Linked DNA regions of Homo sapiens: region 1 is linked to region 2. Evidence: read pairs that join two places in POLR2A ChIA-PET (ENCODE). Cell type or tissue: GM12878. All regions are shown on one strand.

The links. Peaks named below come from ENCODE experiments on the same cell type or tissue, not always from the same donor. Only the 100,000 strongest peaks of a DNase experiment are listed, where the experiment ranks them.
Region 1: POLR2A ChIA-PET joins it to region 2 with 10 read pairs; 7 of 35 experiments call an interaction of 5 or more read pairs at or near these places.

What each region holds. Positions count from the first base shown.
Region 1 is chr16:10,923,092-10,931,091 of GRCh38, forward strand. CIITA (class II major histocompatibility complex transactivator) reads left to right here. Exons shown (of 20, transcript NM_000246.4): 19 at 137-234; 20 at 787-8,000. The coding sequence ends at 212. It overlaps DEXI (Dexi homolog), which reads right to left. Exons shown (of 2, transcript NM_014015.4): 2 at 5,800-6,468. Among named protein-coding and RNA genes, the nearest start is that of DEXI, 15 kb to the right of the region's middle. RefSeq lists an enhancer at 7,532-7,581. In GM12878, a CTCF peak has its summit at 7,825 (motif pointing left); no DNase peak of the experiment used is centred here.
Region 2 is chr16:10,866,655-10,874,654 of GRCh38, forward strand. It overlaps a transcript of CIITA not described here. Among named protein-coding and RNA genes, the nearest start is that of CIITA, 6.5 kb to the right of the region's middle. RefSeq lists an enhancer at 4,256-5,455. In GM12878, no CTCF peak of the experiment used is centred here; DNase peaks (open chromatin) are centred at 2,136, 3,652 and 4,607; H3K4me3 peaks cover 1,484 bases; H3K27ac peaks cover 2,718 bases.

The sequences.
Region 1 (8,000 bases), 56 kb after region 2:
GGTCGGTATCTTGCCAGGGGAAAAGTCCCCAACGTTCTAGGCTGGGTGGAAGGAGGGATTTGGGGGCAGCTGTCACTGGGGCCCCAGGCCGCCCTCTCTCCTCTAACCTGGCTCTGAGTCCCATCCCCCCTTGCAGGATGTGGACGCCCACCATCCCATTCAGTGTCCAGGAACACCTGCAACAACAGGATTCACGGATCAGCCTGAGATGATCCCAGCTGTGCTCTGGACAGGGTAACCAGGGTGGGCTTGGGAGGGGAGAGCCGCAGTGGGTTGGGGGCAGTGTCCTTGTGAAGGTGGCATTCAAAAAATGTGGGCGGGACACAGGTGGGGCTAGGCCACCACCCTTGGACGCATGCGTCATCAGAGACATCCCCTCATCTCCACCCTGGGCTCGGTGGAGCTGTCCTCCAGGCTTTGCGAGCTTGGTCCCTGTGGTCAGGCTTAGAGATCAGGGGACAGGAAAGTTGGCCATCCACATCCCACAGCCTCAGTGCTTGGAAGAGCTTCCTTTGGGGACTCCAAGCCTTCCCAGCTGCTGTTTCGGCTTGGTGGCTGCCCTGATGCTCCGGGTTTGTCTCAGATGAACTTGCTTGACAAGTCTCCTGCTCCTCACTATGAAGATCACTGTCCCCCAGCCCTGTGCTCCCCGCACTGTGCTGCACGTCCACCTCCATTCCACTGCCCCTCCCATCCCCCCATCTTGATAGCACCCTTCCCAGGTGTCAAGCTGCCCCTCCTAGAGTGTCCTGCCTAAACCCCCTCTCCTGGCTCCTCCCGCTACAGCATGTTCTCTGAGGACACTAACCACGCTGGACCTTGAACTGGGTACTTGTGGACACAGCTCTTCTCCAGGCTGTATCCCATGAGCCTCAGCATCCTGGCACCCGGCCCCTGCTGGTTCAGGGTTGGCCCCTGCCCGGCTGCGGAATGAACCACATCTTGCTCTGCTGACAGACACAGGCCCGGCTCCAGGCTCCTTTAGCGCCCAGTTGGGTGGATGCCTGGTGGCAGCTGCGGTCCACCCAGGAGCCCCGAGGCCTTCTCTGAAGGACATTGCGGACAGCCACGGCCAGGCCAGAGGGAGTGACAGAGGCAGCCCCATTCTGCCTGCCCAGGCCCCTGCCACCCTGGGGAGAAAGTACTTCTTTTTTTTTATTTTTAGACAGAGTCTCACTGTTGCCCAGGCTGGCGTGCAGTGGTGCGATCTGGGTTCACTGCAACCTCCGCCTCTTGGGTTCAAGCGATTCTTCTGCTTCAGCCTCCCGAGTAGCTGGGACTACAGGCACCCACCATCATGTCTGGCTAATTTTTCATTTTTAGTAGAGACAGGGTTTTGCCATGTTGGCCAGGCTGGTCTCAAACTCTTGACCTCAGGTGATCCACCCACCTCAGCCTCCCAAAGTGCTGGGATTACAAGCGTGAGCCACTGCACCGGGCCACAGAGAAAGTACTTCTCCACCCTGCTCTCCGACCAGACACCTTGACAGGGCACACCGGGCACTCAGAAGACACTGATGGGCAACCCCCAGCCTGCTAATTCCCCAGATTGCAACAGGCTGGGCTTCAGTGGCAGCTGCTTTTGTCTATGGGACTCAATGCACTGACATTGTTGGCCAAAGCCAAAGCTAGGCCTGGCCAGATGCACCAGCCCTTAGCAGGGAAACAGCTAATGGGACACTAATGGGGCGGTGAGAGGGGAACAGACTGGAAGCACAGCTTCATTTCCTGTGTCTTTTTTCACTACATTATAAATGTCTCTTTAATGTCACAGGCAGGTCCAGGGTTTGAGTTCATACCCTGTTACCATTTTGGGGTACCCACTGCTCTGGTTATCTAATATGTAACAAGCCACCCCAAATCATAGTGGCTTAAAACAACACTCACATTTATTCTGCTCACATATCTGTCATTTGAGCAGGGCTCAGCGGGGACAGCTCCTTCTGTCCTACTCTGTGTCAGGTGGGGCAGCTTGAGGGTTGGGCTGGTGTCACCTGAAGACTCATTCTTCTGTACGTCTGACAGGCAATGCTGGCTGTTGGCTGGGGGCCTCAGTGCCACTACGGAATAGTTGGCTAGGACCCCTCCATGTGGGCTAGTTGGGCTTCCTCATAGTATGGTGGCTGGGTTGGAGGGTGTCCCAAAAAGAAAGGAGGGGATAGAGAGAGACCACTTTTCATAACCTAGCCTTAGAAGTCACACAGTATTACTTCTGCTACATATATATGTTTTAAGAGGCAGGGTCTCACTCTGTCGCCCAGTCTGGAATGCAGTGGTATGATCACGGCTCACTGCAGCCTCAACCTCCTGGGCTAAGTGATCCTCCCACCTCAGCCTCCCGAATAGCTGGGACTACAGGTGTGAGTCACCAAGCCCAGTTAATCTTTAGTTTTATTTTTGTAGAGCCAGGGTCTCACTATGTTGCCCAGGCAGGTCTTGAACTCCTGGCCTCAAGTGATTCTCCTGCCTCAGCCTCCCAAAGTGCTGGGATTACAGGTGTGAACCACCACACCCAGCCCACTTCTGCCATATTCTGTTGGCCAGTGTGACAAGGATTGCTACTGTCCTACCCACCCTCCTTTCACCACATGTGCACATGCACGTGTGTGCACGTACACACACATACACACACACGCGTGCACACACCAGAGCCCACCTTGGCTCAAGTCCTCTTTTCTGAGAGGACTTTTCTTTGTGGCTTCCTAAAATTCAGTGGAAAATTAATTGTTTGGGGATGAGAAAGGTTGAAGCACCAAAAGCTTACCAAGGGGAATGTTTGCCTCTGCCTCTGACACACAGCTCTGTCCTGGGAGTGAGCTGGTTTTTAGCGGAGACGGAGTCCCACCTTGGCTGCAGGGAGTCCGAAAGGGACTTGGAAGCTCCGCTTTCTACCCAGCGAGCTGCCGGCACGACTGTTGCTTTTCACTCGGGCATAGTCTGCTCAGAAGCCCCAATTCAAGACATCTTAGCTTACTCCTGGTGGCAGTGGGAGCTGCCTGTTCAGCTCCAGCTCACCAGCCCCAGTGCCCACAGGATCAGTCTGATTCCCAAGCTCTGCTCCTCTCCCCAGCAAGTGAGAGCTGGGTGTCAAGAGGGTCTGAGGAATCCAGACCCGGCTGCGTGGTTGATGATCTTTGCAGACAGGCAAGCACCTCCTGCCTCGAACTGGCTGCAAAGGGTATCAGGTGCTGCCATCCAGGTTCAGCTTGTAAATAGCTCAGGTGTCACCCTGCAAGGGATCCCTGCACTTGCAGACTCTACAGAGGCCATGGGCCTCCTGTGTGTGCGCCTACAGGAGTGAGCACTAAGGTGTGCTCTGATCATCCACTGTGCCATGTGCCAGGTTTTTGGTCTGACCCACTGCTTTTGGTCTGTGTGATGATGAAATGAGGTCAGAGCCTGCAGTTATTAACACTAACGATTTGTTAATGATAGCTACTGTTTATTATTTTATTTAATTTTTTTGAGACAGAGTTTTCACTCTTATTGCCCACGCTGGAGTGCAGTGGCATGATCTCGGCTCACTGCAACCTCTGCCTCCTGGGTTCAAGCAATTCTCCCACCTCAGCCTCCCAAGTAGCTGGGATTACAGGCATGCACCACCACGCCTGGCTAATTTTTGTATTTTTAGTAGAGATGGAGTTTCACCATGTTGGCCAGGCTGGTAATCTGCCTGCCTTGGCCTCCCAAAGTGCTGGGATTACAGGGGTGAGCCACCGCACCCGGCCACTACTGTTTATTTAATGAGCAGATACATGCAAAGCCCTTATCACAGTGCAAGGGAAATTCAAAGCGCTCAGAAAGTATTAGCTCAATAAGTGATGACTGTGTGCCAGACACTGTGCTAAACTCCTACTCAAGAGGGATAAGAGTCTAGGGGCAAGTGGCAGAGACTCTAGAACGAGATTGCCTGGGCTCAACGCCCACCTCACCACTTACTTATGCAAGCTAGTTCTCTGTGCCTCAGTCTCCTCATTTGTAAAATGGGCATAACCACAGCACCTTCTTTATAGGATTATGTGAAGGTGTGGTGAGCTAATACGTTAAGAATTGGAGCTCAATAACATGTTGGCTGTCATTATTACATATATCTGTGTTTCATTCTTGCCTCTGGCTGGAATGTTCTTCCCAGCTCTCCATATGGCTGATTTCTCATCCTTCGGGACTTGCCCCATTCTCCAACCCCATCACTAGTTTTATCTTTTTCACTTATTTATGCAGTCTGCTCTTGTCCTAGGACATGAGCTCCAGGAGGGCGGGAAACATCTCGCTTTGTACACTGCTGTGCCCTCTGTACCCAGCAAGGCGCCTGTGTATAATAGGTGCTCAATAACATAAAATGAACAAATAATCCTCACCTAACGGTTTCATTCATTCTGCAAATACATACTGACAGCACAGTCATGAATAAGATGTTCCTGCCCTGGTGAGTCTTATATTTTAGCAAATTAAAAAAACTCTTTGGACAGGGCTGCCAGGTGAGGTTGGCCAGTCTGTACACTGCACAAAGGCACCTGGGACAAGGGGGAACATGGGGGCTGCAAACCAGTCTGGGTTCTGCTTGCCAAACTGGGAGTCCTGGTGTGGAGCCTTTTAACCCAGAGGGGCATCTTTTCGTAGTTAACGCACAGTCATCGTAAGATGTGGATAAATTACTGTCTCCGTGTCACAGATCTAAGTGATACTTATAGTCACACTCCTATAAAGGAATGGACTTCTGACTTCTTTGGAGGACCTCTCTGCAGGGACAGGCACAGTGTGCCGGAAGTGCCCCTGAACCCCATTTGTCAGGTGGTAAAGCGCTGCTCGGAGGAATCAGGGCATGATAGTGCAATTCCATGTCCAGTGGATTGTAAGTCCACGCACCTTCCAAATGGTCACTCTTCCTCGCAGGCCTCTCTCTGCATACAAATGTCTCCCTCCTGACGCTCACCTTTTTCCCTGGGGCTCTCAAATGTCTTCTTTTCAGATTTCGTAGCTTTTCTTTCTTTAGCATCACTTGAGGGCAAGTGGTGCTCCAACTGTCTCCCCCCAGAGTTCTGCCGCCTGTACTCTCCCACACCTCAGTCTCCTCGCCTGTAGAAAGGGGTCAATCGTTTGAACCCTGCTTCACTTGGTGTGTATGTGAAGGTGCTTTGAAATCAAGTGCTCTGCAAACTGGAGAGAATTACTGCTTGTATTCCGTGAAACTACAAGCTCCCAATTCCACTCATTTAATCCCTCTCTTGCTCTGTTGCCCAGGCTGGAATGCAGTGGCATGATCTCAACTCACTGCAACCTCTGCCTCCCTGGTTTCAAGCAATTCTCCTGCCTCAGCCTCCCGAGTAGCTGGGACTATAAGTGTGCGCCACTATGCCTGGCTAATTTTTTTGTATTTTTAGTAGAGATGGGGTTTCACCGTGGTGGCCAGGCTGGTCTCGAACTCCTAACCTCAAGTGATCTGCCCGCCTCGGCCTTCCAAAGTGCTGGGATTACAGGCATGAGCCACCATGCCAAGCCCTTCCCCCCTATCTTTAATGAAGGTCTACCATGTGCCTGACACAGGGGATACCCACCCCCACTTCTATGGGATTCAGGCCTGGTTTCCAGCTTGGCCTTCAGGCTTTTCCCACCACACCCCAAATGCTGTCCCTGGCTTGTGGAGTGGGGCAGGGGGCCAGCCTGGGACTTTCACGCCAGCCCGACTGGGGCAGACTCTCTCAACCCCACTGGATCTTCTGCTGTTTGTCAGCCACAAGGTTCTGCCTAGAACTCCTTTCCCGAATCTCAAAGTTAAAAAAAAAGGCAGGGCCCCAGGGGTTGGAGTTGCATACATTTTTTTTTAATCCAAAGAAGTAAGCCTCCTAAGTATTGCTTAGACAGGTTTATCAGAATTAAGTAGGCACAACACTCATACTTTCAGAAAAGCATTTCCAGCCAGGGGAGTAACGTGGCACTCACCAGCATGATGTCTGTTTTGCCAACTTGCTGAAGAACGAGTAACCTGAAATGAAGGAGCGAGAATCCCACCCTCAGCCCCCCAACAGCTTCCTCAGCTTCTTTTTCTTCTGAGTCACCCCTGAAACAGTCGCTGCATCTAAGACCAGCCTCGGGCTAAACCCAGCTGGCCTGAAGGCTCAACTCACATCAAACGGAGCTGGGAGTCGCTTTTGCGTGTGTCCGCAGTTTGAAGTGTCCTCTCCGAAGGTGAAGTGGGGGAAGCAGGTGCGCTCCGGGATGAAGTGCAGGGAGGCAAACTCTGGCTGGGTTCCTGTAAACATCCATCGCAGCTGCAAATAATCAGAAGCCAAGGCCAGGCCATCGATTTGACACTGCAGGCAGATGAGGTCTTGGGATGCCTCTTGCGTTCCCCCTTCTGTGGGAGCAGGTGCCTTCCCAACCTCAGCACTCAGTCCCAATCTCTCTTCCACTCTCCTGGGTTCAAACAGGAACCTCTCTGTTGGCACGAAGCTTTTGAGGGGAGCAGGTCTAACAAGAAGGAAAAAGGGGGGTTATTAGCACGGAAGCCCCACCCTGCCACCAGGTTGGCTGGGGACAGGGACCAATCCACCAGGCTCGGGAGGCTTGGGGTGGGGCAGGGAAGTCTTCCTCCATCCCTCAAATTTAGGGAACCACTGGGAGCCCCAGACTCAGGCTGAAAATGTCTTTCTGCAAATATAAAACTCTTTTTAATGAATTTGCCTAATTTCTCAGAGACCCTGGGCTGGAGAACCAGTGCAATGTCACACGGGAGAGGAAGGACTGTCCTGTTTATTGGGAGGGAGGAGGGGGATGCTGGTGCAGCCTGCTCAGGAGTCACCCAGGGTCTGAGGGCTGACTTGCAGCTCTGGGCCAGCTGAGCCAGCGCTGGGTAGTGGGCAGGGCTTGGCAACACCTTCCACCTTGCCCGGAAAAATGCTTTGCAACCTACAGGAAGGCAATAGCCACAGCCAAGTTACTCAGCAGCCCCACTTGGCTCTTTCTCCCAGGATGCAGCATCATCTCCATGGCCTGGCCCCCTGGCACGTCCCCGTTTCCCACTGCCTTCTCTGTGTGCCTAGCCGGGTGCCAGTGTCTCTGTAGCACCTCGTGTTCCCATGCCCAACCCCTCTGCAGCCCCCTCAAGCCCTGCTCTGATTCCAAGCCTCATCTCCCAGCTCACTATCCTTTCCGCAAACTTCACTGAACATCTCGCAGAACTTGTATGTTAAACATGTGACATGTATTGTTGTTTGACAGGGTGCTATTGACATTTGGGGTAGGACAATTCTTGGAGGTGGGGTGGCTGTTCTGGGCACTGAGCATTTAGCAGCATCTCTGGCTCCAGGCCACTAAATGCCAGTAGCACCCCTGGCCACTGGAACAACTAAAAATGCCCTCCTACCCTATTTCCAAGGTCGACCTAAGGGGGCGGAACTGTTTCCATTGAGACCCATGCATCGTATAGGATAAGAAACTGAGGTTCTTATCATTTAATAGGATAAGAAATTGAGGTTCAGAGAAGCCAAGTAACCTGCCTAAAGATGCACAGCTATGAGAGGCAAAGCTGGCACTGGCTTGGTAATAACGATGGAAACGGTCTGAATGAGAGCAGGTACCATTTCCTGAGCTCTTAGCAGACGCTGAGGACCCTGCTAAGTGCCATGAGACCTTAGCAGAGGCTGTGGGTGCCCCGCCCCATTCCCTCCACTCACTCTTCCTTGCAGGTCGACCTGCCCTTCTTTGCTGAGGCCTTTCTCTGCCTCCAGAGCCTGCTTGGTCCTCAGGCTGTAAGTGCAGGCAGAGCTAATGTCTCTCCATAGCTGCCCTCCACCAGCCTGCTCCTGAGACACCTGCTGGCCAGCAGCCTGAAGCAGAATCCTTTACTCAGATTCAGCCGCACAGATGCTCACTGCAGAGATCTCCAAGGCCTGTGGTCATCCTTGAGCCCATCTCAGATTTGTGTGGATAGGGTGTTAGAGAACATGGAATCAGCTGGATAGAGTGGTTCATGCTTGTAATCCCAGCACTTTGGGAGGCTG
Region 2 (8,000 bases):
TCAATGGGAAGGCAGACTGGTGAGAAATCCAAGTGTCTAGTGAGCTGGCAGGAGCAGTGAAAACTTGGAGCACTGTCTCTGTTGCTGGGTGTGCTGGAGCGAACGGCGTGCTTCCCACTCTGCTGGAAGGAACCATCCCAGGGGCACGCAGCCAAATGCCTGCTTGGGTTCACTCCCTGAGCCCTGACGATACACCAACATTAACGGGGCATGGATGGACAGATCAGCTCCTGCCTTCAAAGGGGTCTGCTGTCTAGTGGGGAAGATGGATGCAGGCACAATCAGTGTGAGTCAAAATGAGAGAAATGGGGCCGGGTGCACTGGCTCACGCCTGTAATCCCAGCATTTTGGGAGGCCAAGGCAGGTGGATCACCTGAGATCAGTTCGACACCAGCCTGGCCAACATGGCAAAACCCTGTCTCTACTAAAAAATACAAAAAACAGCCAGACATCCTGGTGGGTGCCTGTAGTCCCAGCTACTCAGGAGGCTGAGGCAGGAGAATTGCTTGAACTGGGAAGGCAGAGGTTGCAATGAGCCGAGATCACGCTACTGCACTCCAGTCTGGGCAACAGAGCAAGACTCCATCTCAAAAAAAAAAATAGAGAAATGGGGTGCAGAGAAAGGAGGAGCCAGAGAAAAAGCTGAAAGCAGAGCCCACTGTGTGTGTTGGGGGGGGGCATGTGTGCGTTTGCATGCATTTGCTTGTGTGTGCATGTGTGTGTCTGTGTGACACACAGAGACAGAAACCGAAAGACAGAGGGAGAGCGAGAAAGGAAGGGAGAGAAAGACAGACACAGAAAGAGACAGAGAGACAGGCAGAGACAGGGAGAAAAGGGAGGGAGAGGAAGGAAGGTGGAGGCTGATGGAGGAAGAGAAAAAGGGAGAAGGTGGGGGAAAGAAAGAGAGAGAAAGAGAGAATAAGAACTCGCTTACGGGAGAGAGAATGAAGGCCTTATTTTTAAGAGCGTTGGTGGCACACAATCATCTCAAACCAGAAAGACAAGCCTGCACTGTCCTCTTTCCACTCACATCCTTGGCTCCTCCAACTTTTTACGTCTCCTACCCACTTACAAAGAAGTCCTCCCTTCATTGTAATGTCACAACTTTCTTTCTTTTTTTGAGACGGGGTCTGTTCTCTTGCCCAGGCTGGAGTGTAGTCGCATGATCACAGCTCACTACAGCCTCCATTTGCGGTGCTTAAGTGATCCTCCCACCTCAGCCTCCCAACTAGCTGGGACTACAGGCATGCACCACTATGCCTGGCTAATTTTTTTTTAATTATTTTTTGTAGAGATGAGGTCTCACTATGTTGACCAGGCTGCTTGCGAACCCCTGAGCTCAAGCGATCCTCCCACCTTGGCCTCCCAAATTGCTGGGCTTACAGGCATGAGCCACCACACCCAACCTGGTCATAACTTTCTAAAGACGGTGTTTGTTCCATCTCCTTCTGAAATGCAAGTCTTGAGAGAATAACAGTGATTGACATTGATTATTTAGTGTGCCAGAAACAGCCTAAGCGCAATCTAGAACCCTCTTACTTCTCCCTTGACCTTGAGCCCTTTGATCCCCATCCTTATTTAACACTTAAAGAAGAAAACAGACTCTGCCCAGGGGTGACGCAACTTGCCCAGGTCCCCCAGGTGGGAAGCGGTGAAGACTGGATTTGAAGACAGACAAGCTTTGATCTTCAACTTAGCCTTCAGGGCATCAAATGCATTTTGGCGGCCTTATCTTGGGCACCAGGGCAGTGTTGTTTACCAGCTTTCCTGCCAAGACAACATTTCTACAGGGCTGGTTCTTCTTGTGGTCAAATTCTCACCCAAGTGGTTTCCATCGTCTATTGGACTCCTCTTTAATTCTCTTCCTCCTAACAGTCACCTAGGCAAAGGGGCATCTTTACCACCCAAACATTCTCCCTTGGCTTCTCAACAGGGGCGCAGACAGCCAGTGTGGTCTTGATGGTGGCACAGATGCCACCTGGGGGAGAAGCCAGAACCTTCCTCTCTCCCTGGCTGCAGCCCCTCCTGCCCCAGCCACATGTGCCTTCACTGCCGGACACTTCAGCCCCTCCCACCCCCTCTTTCCGAGAGTGCTGGTTCCTGTTATTTAACTCTGTTTCCTCCCTCGGGAGGTAATATATTTATTTCTGATCCCACGTGACTCCAGAAAGTGGAACTGCACTCGGGGCCCAGTGTGGTCTTCGGGGAGCTGGGAGGGGTGCAGGGCAAGTTGCTCTTTTCCTGCTTTCTCTTTCTGCCCTCCAGCCAGCTTCCCTCCAGGGCTGCCAGGCTTGACCTGCGACAGTGGGCAGGTGTGCTGCTGCTGGGCAGCTCTCAGAGGGGAAGAAAGAGGACAGGGCAAGAGAATTGCATGGTTTGTAAACAAAGGGCACTGACTTTCATTTTGATGGGGGTTCGGAAAAGGAAATCATCCATGTGGGGTTTTTGTGACCCTCCCTCTCAACCACTCTATAATGACCTTGGCCCTCTGCTGTGCTAAACGCTGCACTGGCTCCCACGTTACTCAGAGAAAAAGCTAAATCTGGACAATGGCCCACAAGGCCTTTCCTACCTCATCAGCTCCCTGCTCTCATCCCCTACTCCTGTCTGCCTTGTTCATCTACTCCAGCCATGTTGGCACCCTCGCTGTTCCTTAGACACGCTCAGCACACTGTCTGCCTCAGAACCTTTGCACATGCCGTTCCCTCTGCCTGGAGCACTGTTCTCTAAGCATTTTCTTGGTCAACCTCCTAAATTCCTTCTATTCTTTGCACCTTATCAATGAAGCCTGCCCTGACCAAGCCATTTAGAATTGCAACTCCTCCCTCCACACTCTGAGCCCCCTCCCCAGATTGATTTTTTCCCCACTTTTTTTTTTTTTGATACAGAGTCTTGCTCTATCGCCCAGCCTGGAGTGCAGTGGTGAGATCTCAGCTCACTGCAACTTCCATCTCCCAGGTTCATGCAGTTCTCATGCCTCAGCCTCCCAAATAGCTGGGATTACAGGTTTGTGCCACTATGCCTGGCTAATTTTTGTATTTTTAGAGACAGGGTTTCTCCAAGTTGGCCAGGCTGGTCTTGAACTCCTGACATCAAGTGATCCGCCCACCCCACAAAGTACTGGGATAACAGGCATGAGCCACTGCGCCTGGCTCCCCACCTTCTGTATATCTTACTTTTGTATTACGTGTGTGTTGTTTATTGTTTGACCCTCCCACTGGAAAATAAACTCCACATGGACATGGATCTATGTTTTGATCACAATATGTCCCAAATACCTAGCACAGGGCCTGAGCACAGGGTAGGTATGCAATATATATTTGTTGAATGTTCAGTGGATGGATGCGTTGATGAGTGGGTAGATGGATGAATGGATAGTTCATGTAATGCCATTATTCCTACTTTACCAATGAGTAAACTGAGGCACAGAGAAGTTAATGATTTGCCTCTGGTCATGACCTGAGGAGGGAGACTATGGGGTCTCATGAGTCCTGGCCAATTGCAGTACTTCCTGCAAAAAAAAAAAAAAAAAAAAAAAAAAAAGTACTGCTTTAGCTTCCTCTTCTAAACAACCCAAGGGGCTACCGTAAATCTACCCCAAATAGGGTGGCAGTCTTCAAACTGAAACCAGCCTGATGATTCAGAAGTCCCCTTCAGATATTGCAGTGCCTTAGGTGCAATTGTGCAGAAAGCCCAGTTCTGGAGATGGGAGCTTAGGGGTTTCGCTCTGTGCTACACTGAGCAACCTGTGTGCATCCAGCCCCAGGAAAGTTCCAGTGAGTCCCAAGAGTCAAAGTCCTTGCCCTGGAGGAACTCAGGTGCCTCAGTGGGAAGTTAAAGCAAACATTTAGGCAGTCCCTGGTCAACAGTGGGTCACAACATCTGAACAACATCTATCAGAGGCCAAAGAAGGGGGAGCTAGGATGGGTGATGATGGAAAAAGAACCAGGCTGGAGGCTGGACAGCTGGACAGCTCTGGATCTGAAGCCATGTTCTGCTCCTTACGTACCATGTGACCTTGGCCACATGACTAGACCACTCGGAATCTCAGTTTCTTCATCTCTGAAATGGGAGCAATGATACGAATCTCCCAGGGCTCTAGTGAGGGTTAAATGAGATGGTAGGTAGAAACCTTCCAAGGCAGTGCTTGGCATTAGGTCGCACTGTATAAATATCAGACCACTCTGAGTCTAACAGCAAGGAGAATGGAACAGGAAGAAGATAAACCAGGGGTTTGAGGCACCAAGAAAAATAATTACTGCAGTCTGGGGGCCCCAGACAATATCTAGACACCTACCCCATGCAAAATGCAGTGCTGAGTGCTTGGGTACTGTGCATATTTGAGAAACAAATCAATGTGGCCCCTGCCCTCGAGTTGAACTGGCACATGGGCCATGTCCTCAGACAGCCTGAGTGCCTGTCCTGCCTTCCCAATTCCAAGAGGTATGACTTTGAGCACTTCCCGGGCGCCCCGCCTCAGTTTCCCCATCTATAAAGTGGAGATGATAATAGCATTCAGAGTCACTGATCTAAGGGCTCAGGGACACCATTCAGTGTAAGCCCCATACACTCCCTGCAAGAGGAAGCTGGTTCTGACTCAGCCTTGAGGCTGGCGTCTGAGGCAACCACAAGCCCAACGTGCATGGTGGAAAGATGACTGTAAGTGGGGGCAACCTCAGCTGGCCTTGGGTTTGACCATGGAATGCGAGGCACAAAGGGGCCCATTTTGCATACTTTCTCAGAGGCTGTAGGGCACCCCTGCCAGGGTCTTACATTTTATTGATTCCTCTGACTCTACTTTGTTGGTTGTTTTTGTTGTTCTGATTTCATTGCGTGACATTTTTGCCCATGAGGTCTCAGTTCTAGGAATGACAGAACAAAGGCTCCCTCTGGGAAGTCGCCTGATTTATTGGAAAGGGAGGAACACCCCACCCTTAGGGATCGCTAAGCTCCCTTCCTCCAGCTTCCTTCCCCATCTGGCCCTTAGGATGTGAGAAACCAGAGCTGTGACACACCAGAGAGGAGAGAGGCTGTGCCCTCTCACCTTCTGGGCTTCCTTTCCTGAGAACCAGCCCCTGTTCTGATTTTGGGAGTCTCCTTTGCCTCAGGGAGGGGGATGTGTTGGCGAGGAAGACTCGTGCCTTTCATCTTGGACTGCTTCTCTGGCCCTCTACCCCAGGAACCACAGAAGGAGACACACCTGTACCCGGAAGCTGGCATTTCCCCATGGGTTTTCCCAGGCCAGCCTGTTCCAAACACAGCTTGCCCCCAAGCCTGGCACTTCTCCAACCAGTCACGGTTTCTGTTCTCTGTTGCTATGACCTTGAGCAGTTCACCTGCGTTCCTTACTGTCTACTTTCCCATCCACCTACCTGCCTGCCCTCCAACTTTCCTGATCTGTGTACCTACCTTCCTATATCTACTTCTTTTTATTATTATTATCATTATTCTCACCCTGTCTTTTTTTTAATTTTTTTTGGGTGGGGGGGACACAGTCTTGCTTTGTAGCCCAGGCTGGAATGCAGTGGCGTGATCTCAGCTCATTATAACCTCTGCCTCCCAGATTCAAGCAATTCTCCTGCCTCAGCCTCCCGAGTAGCTAGGATTACAGGCGCCTGCCACCATGCCGAGCTAATTTTTATATTTTTAGTAGAGACAGGGTTTCATCATGTTGGCCAGGCTGGTCTCAAACTCCTGACCTCAAGCAATCCACCCATCTCAGCTTCCCAAAATGCTGGGATTATAGGCGTGAGCCACTGTGCCCAGCCTCTCGCCCTGTCTTATGGTGGTAATCTACTTCTCAATTTATCTATTTATATCTACTGTCTACATACTTATACACTTATTTACTCATGTCTACTTATCAGTTAATCCATTTCTCTACCTACCTAATCACCCATATATTTCCCATGTATTTACATGTCAAAGTATTTCCCTGCATTCCTACCAGCTAAGCCCCCTTTACAACAATCCATCAGCAGGTCCAGGTTCTCATACACCCTCCCATGTCCCTCCCTAATTTGGATACATAGCAGTTGTATTCTACTCACCTATCTCCCTATTCACCGATCTCTTTCTCTCCCTTTCTTGCCTCCTTTCTTTCCTTCTCCTGAATCATTTATTTAGCACCTGCTAGAAATTATGGTGGACTCCCCATCCAGTGCTCTTTCACCAAAAAGCATGAGATGAAGAAGGACTTTTAACCTAGTAGGGGAGGAATCTTCATCCATTTGGAACTGGAGGCTGCCTTGATCATTCAAATCTAAAACTCCATTCATTCCTTCAAATGGTCTTAGAATAGTGTATCTTCTATTTTATTATTTTATTTTATTTTTTGAGACAGGGTCTTGCTCTGTCGCCAAGGCTGGAGCACAGTGGCGCAATCACAGCTCACTACAGCCTCAATCTCCTGGGCTCAAGACATCCTCCCATCTCAGCCTCCCAAGTAGCTGGGACTACAGGCATGCACCACTATGCCCGGCTAATTTTTTTATTTGTGGTAGAGATGAGGTCTCGCTATGTTTCCCACGGCTGGTCTCAAACTTCTGGGCTCAAGCGACATACCTGCCTTAGCCTCCCAAAGTGCAGTGTGCCACTGCACCTCGCCTGATAATGTGTCTTTCAAATGCTCAGTCTTGTGTAGGTATTGGGGTAAGTGCAGAAAATTAAAGACCTGATCCTAGACATTAACAGATGTATGATCTAATCAGAGGTAGCAGAGATGATGCTTATGAACTTGAAAGTTAAAGTTGTATTGCCAAATAATGTTGCAGCAAGTTTTGTAAAACACAGCAAAGCAAGAAAATTATAGTTAGCTGGAAGCGCGATGAAGGTGGGAACTCGAGCTTTGCAGGATGGCTAAAATATAGACCAAAAGGGAGAAGGCAGGAGAGCAGCACCGGGAGGGAGCAAGCTCCCAGCATTCTTCCTTGGCTTGCAGGGAACCAAGGTGCAAAGGTAGGACTGAGCAGAATCTGTTTTGGGAGACTGCAGCAAGGACCGGCAATTTTTCCAGAACAACTGTTCTTTACTTGGAAGACCTAGTTACTCCCCATCTCTCCCTGGGACTTGCCAGGGGACCCCAGCATGGCAACCTTAATGATGGTTCTGCTGGGTGCTAGTGGTTGCTGGCATGCTAGTTTCTGACTCGAGACAAATAAATTCAGATCCCTAGGGTAAGACCGGCTTCAGCAGCACCTCTCCTGACAGGGGTCCCGTCTCAGGAGAGAACTGACTTTGTCCCAAGCAGACCTGGGCTCGGGGAATCCTCATCACCTCTGCAAGAGTTTTTTGTTGTTGCTGTTGTTGTGTTTTGTTGTGTTTTGTTTTTGTTTTTGATTTTTTGAAATAGAGTCTCGCTCTGAAGCCCAGGCTGGAGTGCAGTGGTGTGATCTCGGCTCACTTGCAACCTCCACCTCCCCCAGGTTCAAGCAATTCTCCTGCCTCAGCCTCCCAAGTAACTGGGATTACAGGCGTGCACCACCACACCTGGATAATTTTTCTATTTTTAGTAGAGACAGGGTTTCACCATGTTGGCCAGGCTGGTTTCGAATTCCTGACCTCAGGTGATCCGCCCGCCTCAGTCTCCTAAAGTGTTGAGATTACAGGCGTGAGCCACCACGCCCGGCCTGCAGGAGTCTTTAAGAGGCAGGAACAAGGATGCAGGTGTTTCAACAGAGAGGAAGCCTGGGGTGGGCTTCATTCCTCCTCGTGCTCTTTGCCCCCATTCACTCAGTGCTAGAGGTTGTCATTCTGCCTCTGAGACATCCGGCCCCCTCCCTCTCCATCCCCACACCCTCACCTGCCACAGCTGAAATCCAGGTGTGCCTCAGCTCCTGGCTGGGTACCACTGCCACTCATCTGTAGACTCTCTACCCTGGTGCCTTCAGGTGCCAAAGTGCATCCTCTGCCATCAGTCAAACACACAGTTTGACGGATGTCACTTGCTCTGCTCAGAGACCTGCACCGACACAGGCATGGTCAGGTTCAGGTCTTGTGGA